2 separate regions of the Homo sapiens genome follow, and region 2 is linked to region 1. The links are chromatin loops, found by intact Hi-C in ENCODE. Cell type or tissue: B cell. All regions are shown on one strand.

Region 1 (8,000 bases):
TTTTCCTTGGTATTTATTTGTAAACTATTGGCCTGTCTGAGGTCCATTTAGAGGCGAGACTAAATGACCCAAGGTGAGGAGGTGTCAGGGTTGCCTGTAGATAGGTGTTGATATGGTTAAGGCACCACCACCATGTGCTCCATGTGCCTGCCACACACAGTGGCAATGGCTTTGGCAGGCATCACGCTGAAGTTGCCTCTCAGTATCAGGAGTCTTCCTTGCAATTGCATTAAAACTACATGGGTTTTAAAACAATAAGAAAGAAAACTATTACTCACTGAATGTGCTTCCATAACTCTTCTTTTGCTTGGATATCGGGGCTTCTCCTATAAATAGAGAAAACAACATTCATCTCTGCAAACATGCTTCATCTCACAACCTAATAACTAACTTTAATAGTTTTCAGACTGTGAAGTTCTTATTTGCCAGCTGAGAACAGACAAGGAAAGACTGGACAGGGAGAGCCATTGTGATGGTTAGTATAAAGACACCAGCAGCTAAATTGCTGCTACTGCCGCTGAAGGAAAATCATAAAACCCAGTCATAACCAGAGCTTCATTTAATGAAAGACCTCAGAACTGCAGGGTCATATGCCTCCCCATCCAGTGGTAACTGTACAACGAAGAATGATTCAGGGCGTCTGTTTCTGATCTTTCCAGATATTTGTAAGTAATGGTAAAAGAAGAACTCATCCTGATTCTAAAAAGTTCCAACATGATCTGTGATTACCTAGGAGAAGCAACCACCAAAAGGAAAAAGCAACTGGTGGGATGGCCCTGATGGCAGACTGTACCAATGACCCATCTTTCATGTTACATCTGGTGTTGCATTTCTGCAACAAAACTTGGGCCAGCAAATGCTAGGACTATCAGTGGCCTTGGCTCATGCTGCCACCCTCTTTACGCCCTTCTCCATTCCTAACTATTGACTCTGCAAATCTTTTCTCCAAGAAGTATGTGAGCAGATATTATACCACTATCTTTAACTTCCTAGAATGAAAAATTCAGTCAGCATTCAAGTGTTTGTACTCTCTGTAGTATCAACTATTTCTCCCATTGTAGCAATGAATGCAGTGAAATCTATTATCACTGCAATTGTTGACACAGAATGATTTTTCTTCATAGTGAGAAAATAAGCTTTCATCAGTCCCTTTAAGAGAACAGAGATCTAGTAATAGGCCAAAAGAAAGAACAAATAATTAAAAGCCACTGATCCTATGGAATTGTATGTGATTAATCTGTATTAGCATTTGGGGGGCTCAATAATGCTTTTAGTGTATGATATCATTAATGCTTTCATTCTTCTCGATTCATAAGGGCACCACTACGGTATTCTGGTAGGGCTTCCTGAACCTACAGAATACACTAAGCTACTTTCCAGCCACTGAGTTGACCAAATGGTTTTTCCTTTGTGCAGGGGGAAAAAAGTGATCTGTCTATAAAGACCTTTTAATCAACTCAGGATGAGACAAAACATGAAAAGGAAAAAGGGATGAAATCTTGGTCTCAGACCAAATATGGTACTGTTAAATGTAGATGTTCTTTGTTTTAAGAATAAGATTAGGCTGGGCATAGTGGCTCAAGCCTGTAATCCCAGCACTTTGGGAGGCCAAGGTGGGTGGATCACTTGAGGTCAGGAGTTCAAAACCAGCCTGGCCAACATGGCAAAACCCCATCTCTACTAAAAATACAAAAAATTAGCTGGGCATGGTGGCATGTGCCTGTAATTCCAACTGCTTAGGAGGTTGAGGCATGAGAATCACTTGAACCTGGGAGGTGGAGGTTGCAGTAAGCCGAGATCACACCACTGCACTCCAGTCTGGGCAACAGAATGAGACCCTGTGCCAAAAAAAAAAAAAAAAAATTGTATGTTTCTTACAAATCATAGAAACTGCTTCCTTGGTGTCCTGTATGTATTCTGCCTTTCCTACATTTGGTTGGTCTGATTTGCTAGATAATATGTTAACCCCATTAAATGATACTGTCAGAGAAAGTGCTAATATTAAAAAGCACTAAGGTGTTATTCCATTCTGACAGAATGATGGTTCAGCTGTGACTATACCCCAGGATCTATTTCTTACAGTCAACCAAGAGTCTGAAGTATTACATAATATCCAGGTTAGGAAGCTATTCTACTGATCATTATTCTTATTTCAGGAAGGTATGATAGTGGGCATATCAGCTTCTTCTAGTTACAGCAGGGTTTCCCACCCTTGGCCCTACTGACATTTTCTATACTAATTCTGTGCTGCAGGAGGCTGTCCTGTGCATTGTAGCATGATCAGTAGCACCTGTGGCCTCTACCCAACTAGACGCCAGTAGCACCTCCCCAGTGTGACAGCCAAAAATGTCTGTAGACAATGTCCCCTTGGAAGCAAAACTGCCCCCAGTTGGAAAACCACTGATTAAGGGTATGACCTAGGAATTAAGTGGCTATGGTTGGGTGGTGGAAGCCAAGTTTTTGTAAAGATCCATTATGTGAGTACTAGAATAGTGCTGGAGAGAGTGACAGTACAGCAGAACCTAAATCTTAAAAGAATGGGAAAATGACCGAGGGTGCAGTTGATGACAACTACCGGAAGTGGTGAGTGGTATCATGTGAGGGCATGCAATTCAAAGCTGAATGCTTTCAGGGTGGACACGGGGAGAATGAGGAAAGTTATGAGTGGCCAGGAGGACATACACCCCATGATATCAGGCCTAGTGGTGAGAGATAGTGACTATGAACAATACATTAAAAAAATGATAACATGATAACAGTGGATATGTCTGAGTGCTGGTATTGCAGGTAATTTTATTTTCTTGTTTATGCTTTTCTATATTTTCTGATCTTTTTAAGCCAGGAGAATTTCTTACCTTAGTTATCAGGAAAAAAAATAAGAGTGTTTTCATGTTTTTTTTTTTAAATATACTATTATTGTAATTCCAAAGGAAATGCTTTTCATTCCCATCTCAGAAGAATTAGAGAAATGTTATCTTTGTTTTTTTTTTTTTTTGAGAGAGAGTCTCGCTCTGTCACCCAGGCTGGAGTGCAGTGGCCCCATCTCGGCTCACTGCAAGCTCCGCCTCCTGGATTCAAGCGATTCTCCTGCCTCAGCCTCCCGAGTAGCTGGGATTGCAGGCATGTGCCACCCTGCCCAGCTAATTTTTGTATTTTTAGTAGAGACGGGGTTTCACCATGTTGGCCAGGATGGTCTCCATCTCTTGACCTCATAATCTGCCCACCTCAGCCTCCCAAAATGCTGGGATTGCAGGCGTGAGCCACTGTGCCTAGCCTGAGAAATGTTATCTTAATCTGAACGAGATCATCAGACCTTCTAGCCATTAACATTGGTCCTAAAAGATTGAAGAGTTTAGTCTTTATTTTTACATTCTATAGCACCATAAAAGTCCTATTTTTAACTAAACTAAGTTCTGACGTGGCCAATAGTTTCAAACAGTTTTAAGGCGAGGAAAAGTTCCAAAGCTTAAAAAATGCTAATTTCCTCTGATTGCTAGACCACCTGTGATTTCACAAATGTCAACACAAGCTGCATGTTAATGAGGAATGTATTATTTTTATGCTTACATCTGCACACACATTTAATCAATAATTTAGGATGAATTCATGATCTGCAGCTCAGTGTTATCTTGTGGATTTAGAAAGCTGTGGAATTCCAGCAGTCATTTTTCTTAATTTGAGGCACTTAATTATGCAGATGTTTTACTTAAACTCTCCAAATAAATTCCTAAGGAAAGGAAATAGAACCCTGAGTTGTCCATAGGTACGACATATATAGAAAATAAACATGCAGCCCAGTATTAGTCCAGTATTTTTCAAAAGCATCCCTCCTCCACATACAAATATTCCACTTTAAATTAATCAGAGAAATTAGTTTGATGACACATCATTCACAAATCACTTTCCCTTATTCCAAAACCCTGAAACAAACATATCATAAATCTACAAAGGATTTAAACTCCATCACTGCATATAATCATTTTAAATATCCCCCAAACTATTCAACTATATTATCTAAAAACATAATATGGGCAATACATTATCCAGTAATATATTTACTATATTTTGTATATTATACTAAAAAATATGGCAGTATTTTACTCTTTTTTTGTCCATCTTTATACTGATCACTCCTCTGAAAGGAAATTTAGAGTGGAAAATATGTACATTTATAAAACATCTTTATTTAAGGAATTCAAAGCACCTAACAAATATCCCAGTCATTCTTTGTCACATTCCTGACGGGTCAAAATAAATCTAATTAGGAGATGTCTTACTCTTCTCCCTCCCCCTCCAAATCAAAGAAGCCTTAGGAAGCCACTGAGATGAACAACCTAGCTGCTGAAGATCGCTCAGGAGGCACTTCCGGGTTGGGGGTGGGGGTTCATGTTATATCTTCACCTAACACACCAGACTTATATGTTTTGTGTGTAACTGAGAACATCGCCCTGACGGCCTCATCTTCCACAGTATCAGTACTTTTCAATAAAAATAGTAAGATATTATCACCACCAGAGGGAGCCCGAACCTTCTCTTGCACCCAGGTTTGACCCTACCAAAACCATTGTTTACGCTTTAATACCTCTTCCAAATATCCCACTGAGTAAAGGTTCACCCATGTAGAAAAGCAGGTTCAACAAAGCTTTTTTCCTAGTGATAAACATCAACTGTAGCTGAAAAATGTACTAAATAGAACTGTACTTCCCAATGTTTTAACAGAGATCTAATCATATTTCAGCTTAACGCTTTTTAGTAGAAAACAGTTTTGTATTTTATACTACTCTACTCTTATGTCTCTGGTATTTAATAATGAATTGATTTTCTAGCTATTTGTTGCGGATAAAATACAAAAATGAATAATGGTGTATCATAACCTTCTGACCCTTAATGGATACCTAATTTACATATACTGCAGTAGGAATTTAAGAATATGGGAGTAATGGAGAGATCAGTGGTTTACTGTACATCTGAAATGCCAAATATACATAAATATTTTTATATAGTACATATATTTTAAAATATTTTCTATATTATGTATATATTATATCTGAAGATATGTGTGTGTGTGTGTATATGTATATATATATGAAGGATAATTTTGATTGCTTTCCTTGAATACTGCCCTAGCCATGTTTCCACTTTTTCTAAGGGATGCGGTCTCACTATGTTGCCCAGGCTGGTCTTGAACTCCTGGCCTCAAGCAATCATCCCTCCTCAGCCTCCCAAGTAGCTGGGACTACACATACAAGCCACCATACCCAGCTTATATTTCCACTTTTAAAGAAAGCTGTAGTGGTTCCTAAATCCTCACACAACCAAATTCAAGTCTCTAAGGACTTTTTGTGAGTTGCCTTATCTACTCTCTTCATTTCTCACCACCTCCTCATCTCAAGGAAAAACACAAATACCTTGCAGTGTTTCTAGAGAATAACTAAGACCTGGGGGAACTTACTAATAAAGGCTGTGACACAGGCACAACCTCACTTAATGCTCAGCAAAATCCTAAGAGCGTGGTACCATCAGTGTTGTAGAGATGGAAGCTCATGGGGATCAGGTAATAAGCTGAAGATCCAGAATGCAAACAACAGCACCCAGCAGGTATTTTATTAATTGTCAATCAATCTCAGGCTTTTAACAGTCATAACTCAAATAAAGGACAGAGCTCAGTTTGTGCTATATGAAGTAATCCATCATCCTTAAGAGTTACAACATTTGTATTCAGTTGTCCACCTGACATTTCCATTAACTGCCTACTTGGCATCTCAAACCTAACAAAGAGAAATCTTGATTCTCTCCCCCCCAAAACATTCCTGGCCCATCCCTTCCCATCTCAGTAAAACACGATGCTACCCACTCAGTGCATCTGCTCAGAAACTCAATGTCATCCATAATACCGCTCACACTACAAATCTGTCAGCTGTACTTCCAAAATGTATATTCATCTACTCTCTTCATTTCACCACCACCATCTTTTCTGAGCTAAAAGCGTCTCACGTGGACCACTGCAAAGTTTTCTAATTGCTTTCCTGCTTCCTTTCTTCCTCTTTCTCAATCTGCTTTTTACCCACCAGAGCAACTTTTTTTTTTTTTTTTTTTTTTTTTTTTGAGATGGAGTTTCACTCCTGTTGCCCAGGCTGAAGTGCAATGGCGCCATCTCGGCTTACTGCAACCTCCGCCTCCCAGCTTCAAGCAATTCTCCTGACCCAGCCTCCCAAGTAGCTGGGATTACAGGCACCCACCACCACACCCAGCTAATTTTTGTATTTTTAGTAGAGACGAGGTTTCACCACGTTGGCCAGGCTTGTCTTGAACTCCTGAACTCAGGTGATCGGCCTGCCTTGGCCTCCCAAAGTGCTGGGATTACAGGCATGAGCCACCGTCCCCGGCCAGCAACTTCTAAATGAACTACTATCCACACAAATATATATATATAATTTTTTTTTCTACTTTAACTGCACTTTGGCCGTATCAGCTGAGAAATCTGACACAGGTCCTACTGGACTAAAATCAAGGTGTTGGCATGGCTGCATTCCTTTCTGCAGACTCAAGGGAAAATTCATTTTCTTGTGTTTTCCATCTTCTGGAGCTGCCCACATTTATTCGTTCAAGGCCTTTTCCTCTATTTTCAAAGCCAGCAACAGCAGGTTGAGTCCGTTTCAAACTGAAACACTCTTCCTCTTCTGTCACCTCTTCCACTTTTAAGAAACTTATGATTACTTTGGGCCTACTTGGATAATCCAGGATAATATCTCTGGGTGAGGGTCAACTGATTAACAACAGCCTTAATTCCACCTGCAATCTTAACTCCTCTCTGCCATCTAGGGTCATATATTCACACATTATGGAGATTAAGCCATGGACATATATCAGGGGTCATTATTCTTCCCACCACAGTAACTAAGGTTTTTCCTCCTCTTAATTTCTTTATATAAAAACTCACTGTTTAAGCAAAGATACATTAACATTTTAATACGAGGCTTCTAACAGGCAAAAATAAAATATATGACAATAGCACAAAGCACAAGTGGAGCTATATTTTTCCAATGTTTCTAAATTTTAAATGTTACAATATTCATCTTAGGGTGTGATAAGGAACCATACTGATAAGAATCATACTTACAGAGAGAAAGCAATAAATAAAAAAATAATAAAAGTATAGGTAAGATATCAGTAGAGAAAATAAAATGGAGTATCAAAAAATATTCAGTTCACACAAAATAAAGTAGGAAGGGAGCAACAAACCAACAAAAAACAGGCGTAATAAACCAGAAAAAAGAACAAGATGGTAGATTTATATCGCAAAATACAAATAATTATGTTAACTGCTAGCAGGCTAAACACTGAACTTAAAAGACAGGGATTGTCAGGCTAGAATTAAAAAAAAAAAACAAAAAGACCAACTGTACACTGTTTACAAGAGGTGGACTTTAAATATAAAGACATAACTAGGCTTAAAGTAACAGATTAAAAGGATATACCATGCAAACAGTAAACATGAAGAAGGTATGGTAGAATTTATGCGTGTGCATGTGTAGTGGACACAGAGAAAGTATTGCCAGAATAAAGGGTCATCAGTTCATCAGGAAGGAAAAAACCATACATATGCATACACCTAACACCAGAGCTTCAAAATAACTTGAAGTAAAAACTGACAGAATTAAAGGAAAAAACAGACAAATTGACAATCACTGTTGTAGATTTTAACATCCCTCTCTCAATGACTACTTGAAAAGTAGATGAAGAAATAAAAAAAAAGACACAATCTGAACACTATCAGCTAACTGCATCTATTCGACAACCAGTAACTGAGACTCCTCATTCTTCTTGAGTCTACAGATTATTCATCATTAAAAACCATATGCTAGGCCTTAAAACAAGTCTCAATAAATTTCAAGGGATTAAAACTGTTCAGACTTTTTTTTTTAACCACAATGGAATTAAATTAGAATAATAATAATATTTGTAGAAAATCCTGAAATATTTGGAAATTAAACACACAA
Region 2 (8,000 bases), 360 kb after region 1:
GGCTAGAGAGGCGCGTCCCAGCTGATTACCAAAACCTCCAAGAATATATAAGAATTCAGCTGCCAGGAGCAGACCCCCACTGGGACCCGAACGAGGGACCAGACATGGAGAGGCTAAGACGGTACTGTGAGGGATTAATAGAAGGTCTAAAGAAAGGGGCTCAAAAGGCTACAAATGTAAATAAGGTTTCTAAGGTCATCCAAGGAAAAGAGGAGAGTCCAGCACAATTCTATGAAAGACTGTGTGAGGCTTACCGTATGTACACTCCCTTTGATCCAGATAGCCCTGAAAATCAGTGCACGATTTACATGGCCTTAGTTAGTCAAAGTGCAGAAGATATCAGGAGAAAATTGCAGAAACAGGTTGGGTTTGCAGGTATGAATACCTCACAGTTACTGGAAATAGCCAATCAAGTGTTTGTAAATAGAGATGCAATAAGCCACAGAGAAAGCCGTAAGGAAGGCGAATGCCAGGCCAGGTGAAATGCCAACTTACTGGCTGTGGCCATTAGGGGAATTCCCTCGAAAGGAGTGGGAAAGGGGGGTTCTGGGAAGAATATCCAGTCTAATCACCCATGCTTGCAATGTAACCAATGCACCTATTGTAAGGAAACAGGATATTGGAAAGATAAGTGTACCCAACTGAAGGAAAAGCAAGGTAATTTGGAACAAAAGACCTCAGATAAAGATGAGGGAACTCTGTTCAATCTGGCTGAAGGGCTATTGGACTGAAGGGGACCAGGCTTAAGTGCCCCCGAGGATCCCATGGTCAGGATTACAATTGGGGGCAAGGACATTAAGTTTTTGGTCGATACTGGTGCTGAACATTCAGTAGTGACCACCCCATTTGCCCCCTTATCCAAGAAAACCATTGATATAACCAGAGCAACAGGAGTTTCCACTAAGCAGGCTTTCTATCTACCATGGACCTGCTCGGTGGGTGGACAAGAAATAGTTCACCAGTTCTTGTACATGCCTGACTGTCCCTTGCCCTTGCTGGGAAGAGACTTGCTTAGCAAGCTGACAGCCACCATCTCCTTTACAAAACAGAGCTCTTTACAGCAAAAGTTACCCAGAACAGGAGTTATCATGGCCCTTACAGTCCCCCAGGAAGAAGAATGGAGACTTTTTTTTAACCGAGCCAGGCCAAGGGATAAAACCAGCTCTAGCTAAGCAATGGCCTTGAATATGGGCAGAGGATAATCCTCCAGGACTGGTGGTCAACCAAGCCCCTGTACTCATAGAAGTTAAGCCTGGGGCCCAACCAATTAGACAAAAGCAGTATCCAGTTCCCAGGGAAGCTCTTGAAGGAATCCAGGCTCAACTCAGGCACTTGAAAGCCTATGGAATTATAGTTCCTTGCCAGTCTCCATGGAACACTCCCCTCCTGCCTGTCCCTAAGCCAGGGACCAAGGACTACTGACCAGTACAAGACTTGCATTTGGTCAACCAAGCTACAGTGACTCTGCACCCAACAGTTCCTAACCCTTACACATTGTTAGGGCTGCTGCTGGCTGAGGATAGCTGCTTTACCTGTCTAGACTTAAAAGATGCCATCTTTAGCATCAGAATATCTCCTGAGAGCCAGAAGCTGTTTGCCTTTCAGTGGGAAGATCCGGAGTCAGGTGTCACTACTCAGTACACTTGGACCCAGCTTACCCAAGGGTTTGAGAACTCCCCTACTATCTTTGGGGAGGCCCTGGCTCGAGACCTGCAAAAGTTTCCTGCTAAAGACCTAGGCTGCATCTTGCTCCTGTACATGGATGACCTTCTGCTGGGACACTCCACGGCAGTCAGGTGCGCAAAAGGGATGGATGCCCTGCTTCAGCACCTGGAGGACTGTGGGTATAAGGTGTCCAAGAAGAAAGCTCAGATCTGCAGACAGCAGGTACGCTACCTGGGATTCACTATTCAGAAAGGGGAGTGCAGCCTGGGGTCATAAAGAAAGCAGGTCACCTGCAGCCTACCAGAACCTAAAACCAGGAGGCAAGTAAGGGAATTCCTAGGAGCTGTAGGGTTTTGCAGATTAGGGATTTCAAACTTTGCAATGCTAGCAAAACCTTTGTACAGGGTTACAAAGTGGGGCGATTGGGAGCGCTTTGAATGGGAACCTCTACAACAGCAAGCCTTTTGTAAGTTAAAGGAAAAATTTATGTCGGCCCCAGCCCTAGGACTACCAGATTTGACAAAGCCCTTTACACTCTATGTGTCAGAAAGAGAAAAAACGGCAGTTGGAGTTTTAATCCAGACTGTGGGGCCCTGGCCTACACCAGTGGCCTATCTCTCAAAACAACTAGATGGGGTTTCCAAAGGCTGGCCACCATGTCTAAGGGCCCTGGCAGCAACAGCCCTGTTAGCACAAGAAGCAGATAAACTAACCCTTGTGCAAAACCTGAATATAAAGGCCCCCCATGCTGTGGTAACTTTGATGAATACCAAAGGACATCATTGGCTACCAAATGCTAGTTTAATCAAGTACCAAAGCTTGCTATGTGAAAATCCCCGCATAACCACTGAAGTCTGTAACACCCTAAATCCCGCCACCTGCTCCCAGTATCAGAGAGCCTGGTCAAGCGTAACTGTGTAGAGGTGTTGGACTCAGTTTATTCTAGCAGACCTGACTTTTGGGACCAGCCATGGGCATCAGTAGACTGGGAGTTATACGTGGATGGGAGTAGCTTCATCAACCCATAAGGAGAAAGATGTGCAGGATATGCAGTGGTAACTTTGGATGCTGCCATTGAAGCCAAACTGTTGCCACAGGGCACTTCAGCCCAGAAGCCTGAGCTCATTGCTTTAACTCGGGCTCTAGAACTCAGTGAAGGTAAGACTAAACATCTACACTGACTCTCGATATGCTTTTCTAACCCTCCAAGTGCATGGAGCATTATATAAGGAAAAGGTCCTGTTAAACTCTGGGGGAAAGGACATAAAATATCAACAAGTAATTCTACAATTACTAGAGGCAGTGTGGAAACCTCAGAAGGCAGCAGTCATGCACTGCAGGGGACACCAGCAAGCCTCCACCTCAGTGGCCTTAGGAAACTCTTGAGCTGATTCAGAAGCTCAAAATGCAGCATCTACCCCTTACTGGGCATCAGTAGCAGCCCCCTTACTCCCTCAAACACCTGACCTGGTACCTACCTATTCTAAGGAAGAAAAAGACTTCTTCCATGCAGAAGGGGGGCAAGTAATAAAAGGAGGATGGATCAGACTGCCAGATGGGAGAGTAGCTATGGCACAATTGCTGGGAGCCACAATCATATTGGCCATGCATGAAACCACTCATCTAGGTCAAGAGTCACATGAAAAATTGTTAAGCTGCTACTTCTACATCTCATACTTGCCAGCCCTTGCCAAAGCTGTAGCACAGCAGTGCATTATTTGCCAACAGCACAATGCGAGGTAAGGCCCCACTGTTCCACCCGGCATACAAGCTTATGGAGCGGCTCCTTTTGAGGATTTTGAGGTGGATTTCACAGAAATGCCGAAATGTGGAGGTAACAAGTATTTGCTGGTTCTTGTGTGTACTTACTCTGAGTGGGTGGAGGCGTATCCAACACAAACTGAAAAGGCCTATGAGGTAACCCATGTGTTTCTCTGAGATTTTATTCCTAGGTTTGGACTGCCTTTATGAATTGGCTCAGATAATGGGCGGGCATTTGTGGCTGACTTGGTACAGAAGACAGCAAAGGCATTAGGAATCACTTGGAAGCTATGTGCCACCTACTGACCTCAGAGTTCTGGAAAAGATGGAGTGAATGAATCGGACTATCAAAAATAGTTTAGGGAAAGTATGTCAGGAAATAGGATTAAAGCAGATACAGTCTCTTCCTATGATATTGTTTAAAATTAGATGCACTCCTTCTAAGAAAACAGGACACTCCCCTTAGGAAATACCGTATCATAGGCCTCCTCCCATACTACTGGGGCTTTCAGGCACTCCCCAAGTGTCAGGTGAAATTGAATTACAGCGACAGCTACAGGCTTTAGGAAAAATTACACAAACAATCTCAACTTGGGTAAATGAGAGGTATCCCATCAGCTTACTCTCCCCAGTTCACCCGTTCTCTCCAGGTGATCGCATGTGGATCAAGGACTGGAACATAGCCCCTTTGTGGCCATGGTGGAAAGGACCTCAGACCATCATCCTGACCACCCCCAAGGCTGTAAAGGTAGAAGGAATCCCATCCTGGGTCCACCACAGCCATGTGAATCCTGCAGCCGCTGAAACCTGGGAGGCAAAACAGAGCCTGGACAACCCCTGCAAAGTGACTCTGAGGAGGATGACAAGCCCTGCTCCAGTCACACCTGGAAGCTGACTGGTCTACGCACAGCCAAAACATGAGGAGGATCATTGTGGGACTCACTTTCCTTATAATTTGGACTTGTATAGTAAAAACTTCCACTGATTTTCCTCACATGTAGGACTGCTCTCAGTGTATACATCAGGTTACCGAGGTAGCACAACAAGTTACAACAATCTTTCTGTTCTATAGTTACTATGAATGCCCAGGAAATTTAAAAGGAATATGTTTATATAACGACACTCAGTATAAGGTATGTAGCCCAGGAAATGACTGGCCAGATGTGTGTTATGACCCCTTTGAGCCTCCCATGTCCACAGTTTTTGAAATAAAATTAAGGACTGAAGACTGGTGGGGACTCATAAATGATACAAGTAAAGTATTAGCCAGAACAGAAGAAAAAGGGGTGCCCAGATGCACAATCTTGAAATTTGATACCTGTGGTGTCATTAATAGCAATAAGTTAGGAAGGGGATATAGCTCTTTTAGTTGGGAAAAAGGCTATGTGACCAAAAATAAGTACATTTGTCATGAATTAGGACTGTGTGGAAATGAATGTGGATACTGGTCTTGTGTCATTTGGGCCACTTGGATAAAAAATGAAAAGGATCCAGTCCACCTTCAGAAAGGAAAAAATGGCCCTTCCTGTACTAAGGGACAAGGTAACACCTTAGAGCTAGTAATAACCAATCCCCTTGATCCACGCTGGAGAAAAGGGGAGCATGTGACCTTAGGAATCAATGGGGCCAGACTGGATCCTCGAGTAAATTTCTTAGTTTGAGGAGAAGTTTACAAACACTCTCCTGAGCCAGTGTTTCAAACTTTCTATGATGAACTAAATGTGCCAGTACCAGAAATTCCAGGAAAAACAAGAAATTTGTTTTTGCAATTAGCCAAGCATGTAGCCCAGTCTCTCAATGTCACTTCATGTTATGTCTGTGGAGGAACTGCAGTGGGAGATCAATGGCCATGGGAAGCCTGAAAATTAGTACATACAGACCCAGCTCCTGATGAATTCCTGGCTCAAAAGAATCACTCTAATAATTTCTGAGTCCTAAAAGCCTCAATTATTGGACAATATTGCATAGCTAGAGAAGGAAAAGAATTCACTTACCCCGTAGAATGACTTAGTTGTCTGGAACAGAAACTGTATAATGGCACCACAAAGACAGTCACTTGGTGGAGTTCAAATCACACAGAGAGGAATCCACTTAGTAAATTCCCAAAGTTGCAAACCGTGTGGACCCACCCGGAGTCCCACCGGGACTGGACAGCCCCCACTGGATTATACTGGATATGTGGGCATAGAGCTTATGCCAAATTATCCGAACAGTGGGCGGGTAGTTGTGTTATTGTCACTATTAAACCATCTTTCTTTCTACTGCCCATAAAGACAGGTGAACTCCTGGGCTTCCCTGTCTATGCTTCCAGTGAAAAGAGAAGCAAAGCTATAGGAAATTGGAAAGATGATGAATGGTCCCCTGAGGGAATCATACAATATTATGGGCCTGCTACTTGGGCACAAGACAGCTCATGGGGACGCCGGACCCCCATTTACATGATGAACCAAATCATACGGTTACAAGCTGTCTTAGAAATAACCACTGATACAACCAGCAGAGCCTTGACTATTCTGGCCTGGCAAGAAACTCAGATGAGAAATGCTATCTATCAAAGTAGATTGGCTCTCGACTACTTGCTAGCAGTTGAAGGAGGGGTCTGTGGGAAATTTAACCTTACTAATTGCTGTCTACACATAGATGATCAAGGGCGAGTGGTTGAAGACATAGTTAGAGATATGACAAAACTGGCACACGTGTCCATGCAAGTGTGGCATGGATTTGATCCTGAAGCCATGTTTGGAAAATGGCTCCCAGTGCTAGGAGGATTTAAAACTCTTATAATAGGAGTTATAATAGTAATAAAAACCTGCTTACTGCTCCCTTGTTTGCTACCTGTACTTCTTCAAATGATAAAAAAGCTTCATCGCTACCTTAGCTCTCCAAAATACTCCAGCACAAGTGTACTATATGAATCACCATCGATCTGTCTTGCAAGAAGACATGGGTAGTGAGGATGAAAGTGAGAACTCCCACTATTGAGTGAGATTCTCAAATGGGGGGAATAAGGGAGGAGACCACCCCTTATATTGTCTTATGCCCAATTTCTGCCTCCAAAGAAAGAAGAAGTAAAAACTAAAAGGCAGAAATGAAATCTACAAACAGACAACCCGGTGCCACACCCTGGGCCTGGTAGTTAAAGATCGACCCCTGACCTAATCAGTTATTTGCATAAAAAAGGCACTGTGAAGATCCGTGTCCTGTTCAGTTTCTTTCTAATTACCGATGTATGCAGCCCCCAGTCATGTACCCCTGCTTGCTCAATTGATCACGACCCTCTCAAGCGGACACCCTTAGAGTTGTGAGCCCTTAAAAGGGACAGGAATTGCTCACTTGGGGAGCTCGGTTGTTGGAGACGTGAGTCTTGCTAAAGCTCTTGCCTAAATAAAGCCCTTCCTTCTTTAACTCAGTGTCTGAGGGGTTTTGACTGCAGCTTGTCCTGCTACAGTGTGGGTGTGTGTTTGGGAGAGGAAGGTCTCCCTTTCTCACTTCCACAGTTGGGGCACTCACAGTTTTGGGAGGGTCTCCTGGATCCTCTAGGAGCAGTCCACTTCCTTCGGAGGGTCTGTGGGTCTTCTTGGGATTGCTGGTTTGTTCTTGCAGTCTATCTGGAGCTAAAATTCACAATGTGAGCTGCCCTCCACTGCTTTGTCCAGAGCTGCAATCTAGTCCTGCCCCCATCCTGTCGGCCATGATCTCACACTACTTAAGATTTTAAATTAGAACTTCTGACATCAAAACACAAAAGAGACAACATTTCAAACTTGATCCACTGAAAACAGGGTAAGTTTAATTCTAAATCCAAATCCAACATTCTAAAACAAGATGTTATCCAAAAATGAAAATTAGTTGCATGACCATTTTTAAAATAACTTTACATATTGAAATAGCTTAAGATTCAGAAGAAGTGACAAAAATAGTACAGAGGTTTTCACACACCCTTCACCCACATTCACCCAACATTAATATCTTGCATAACCATGATGCATGTCAAAACCAGAGTTGCACAGCTCTTAAATCCGTCATCCACGTTGAGCATATAAAAGCATCTGGCTACTGGAAATGAAAATAAGGGATTTTTGAAGAGTGATATGTCTTCTGAAAGCTCTGCATGTGCTGTGGGTTCCTCTACCACCTCATTCGCAAAAGAATAGGATGTGAATTGCTTGTTTTTTCATCTCAACTTAGAAGAAGAAGCATCAAAGGGAATTCTCAGAGAGCTTAATGTGTATTTCCTGAAGTCTGGGGGTGGGGACACACTGCACTTGAGTGTGACTCCCCTCTGAGCACTCAAGGGTGAGAGACAGGCTGGACAGCAGCTGACTGGTAAGCCAAGGGAAAGATGGCTGGGTTGACATAGGCCTGCATACACAGAATTTGTCAGAGCAAGAGATGCATGGATTTTACATAACAGAAATGTGAACCACACACAAGAAAGCTGGCATGAGGTCATCTTATATCCTGTCCAATAGGGCTACCTAGGAGGGCAAAGTCCTCAGTAGAGAGAAGCTGATGGCATAGTCTGACTCATAGGGATTGGAGAGGGAATAAGCAACACACCGAATGAGAGGGCA

The links. Peaks named below come from ENCODE experiments on the same cell type or tissue, not always from the same donor. Only the 100,000 strongest peaks of a DNase experiment are listed, where the experiment ranks them.
Region 2: it touches region 1 in a loop (16-fold over the local background); 25 of 110 quality-filtered maps call a loop at or near these places.

Annotation. Positions count from the first base shown.
Region 1 is chr5:112,170,667-112,178,666 of GRCh38, forward strand. EPB41L4A (erythrocyte membrane protein band 4.1 like 4A) reads right to left here. Exons shown (of 23, transcript NM_022140.5): 19 at 279-326. Among named protein-coding and RNA genes, the nearest start is that of SNORA13, 13 kb to the left of the region's middle. In B cell, CTCF peaks have their summits at 4,550 (motif pointing right) and 4,751; a DNase peak (open chromatin) is centred at 4,485.
Region 2 is chr5:112,525,761-112,533,760 of GRCh38, forward strand. LOC124901043 (a long non-coding RNA gene) reads left to right here. Exons shown (of 2, transcript XR_007058901.1): 2 at 1,606-4,652. Among named protein-coding and RNA genes, the nearest start is that of LINC02200, 99 kb to the right of the region's middle. In B cell, CTCF peaks have their summits at 3,979 and 4,183; DNase peaks (open chromatin) are centred at 3,941, 6,781 and 6,891; H3K4me3 peaks cover 2,039 bases; H3K27ac peaks cover 6,884 bases.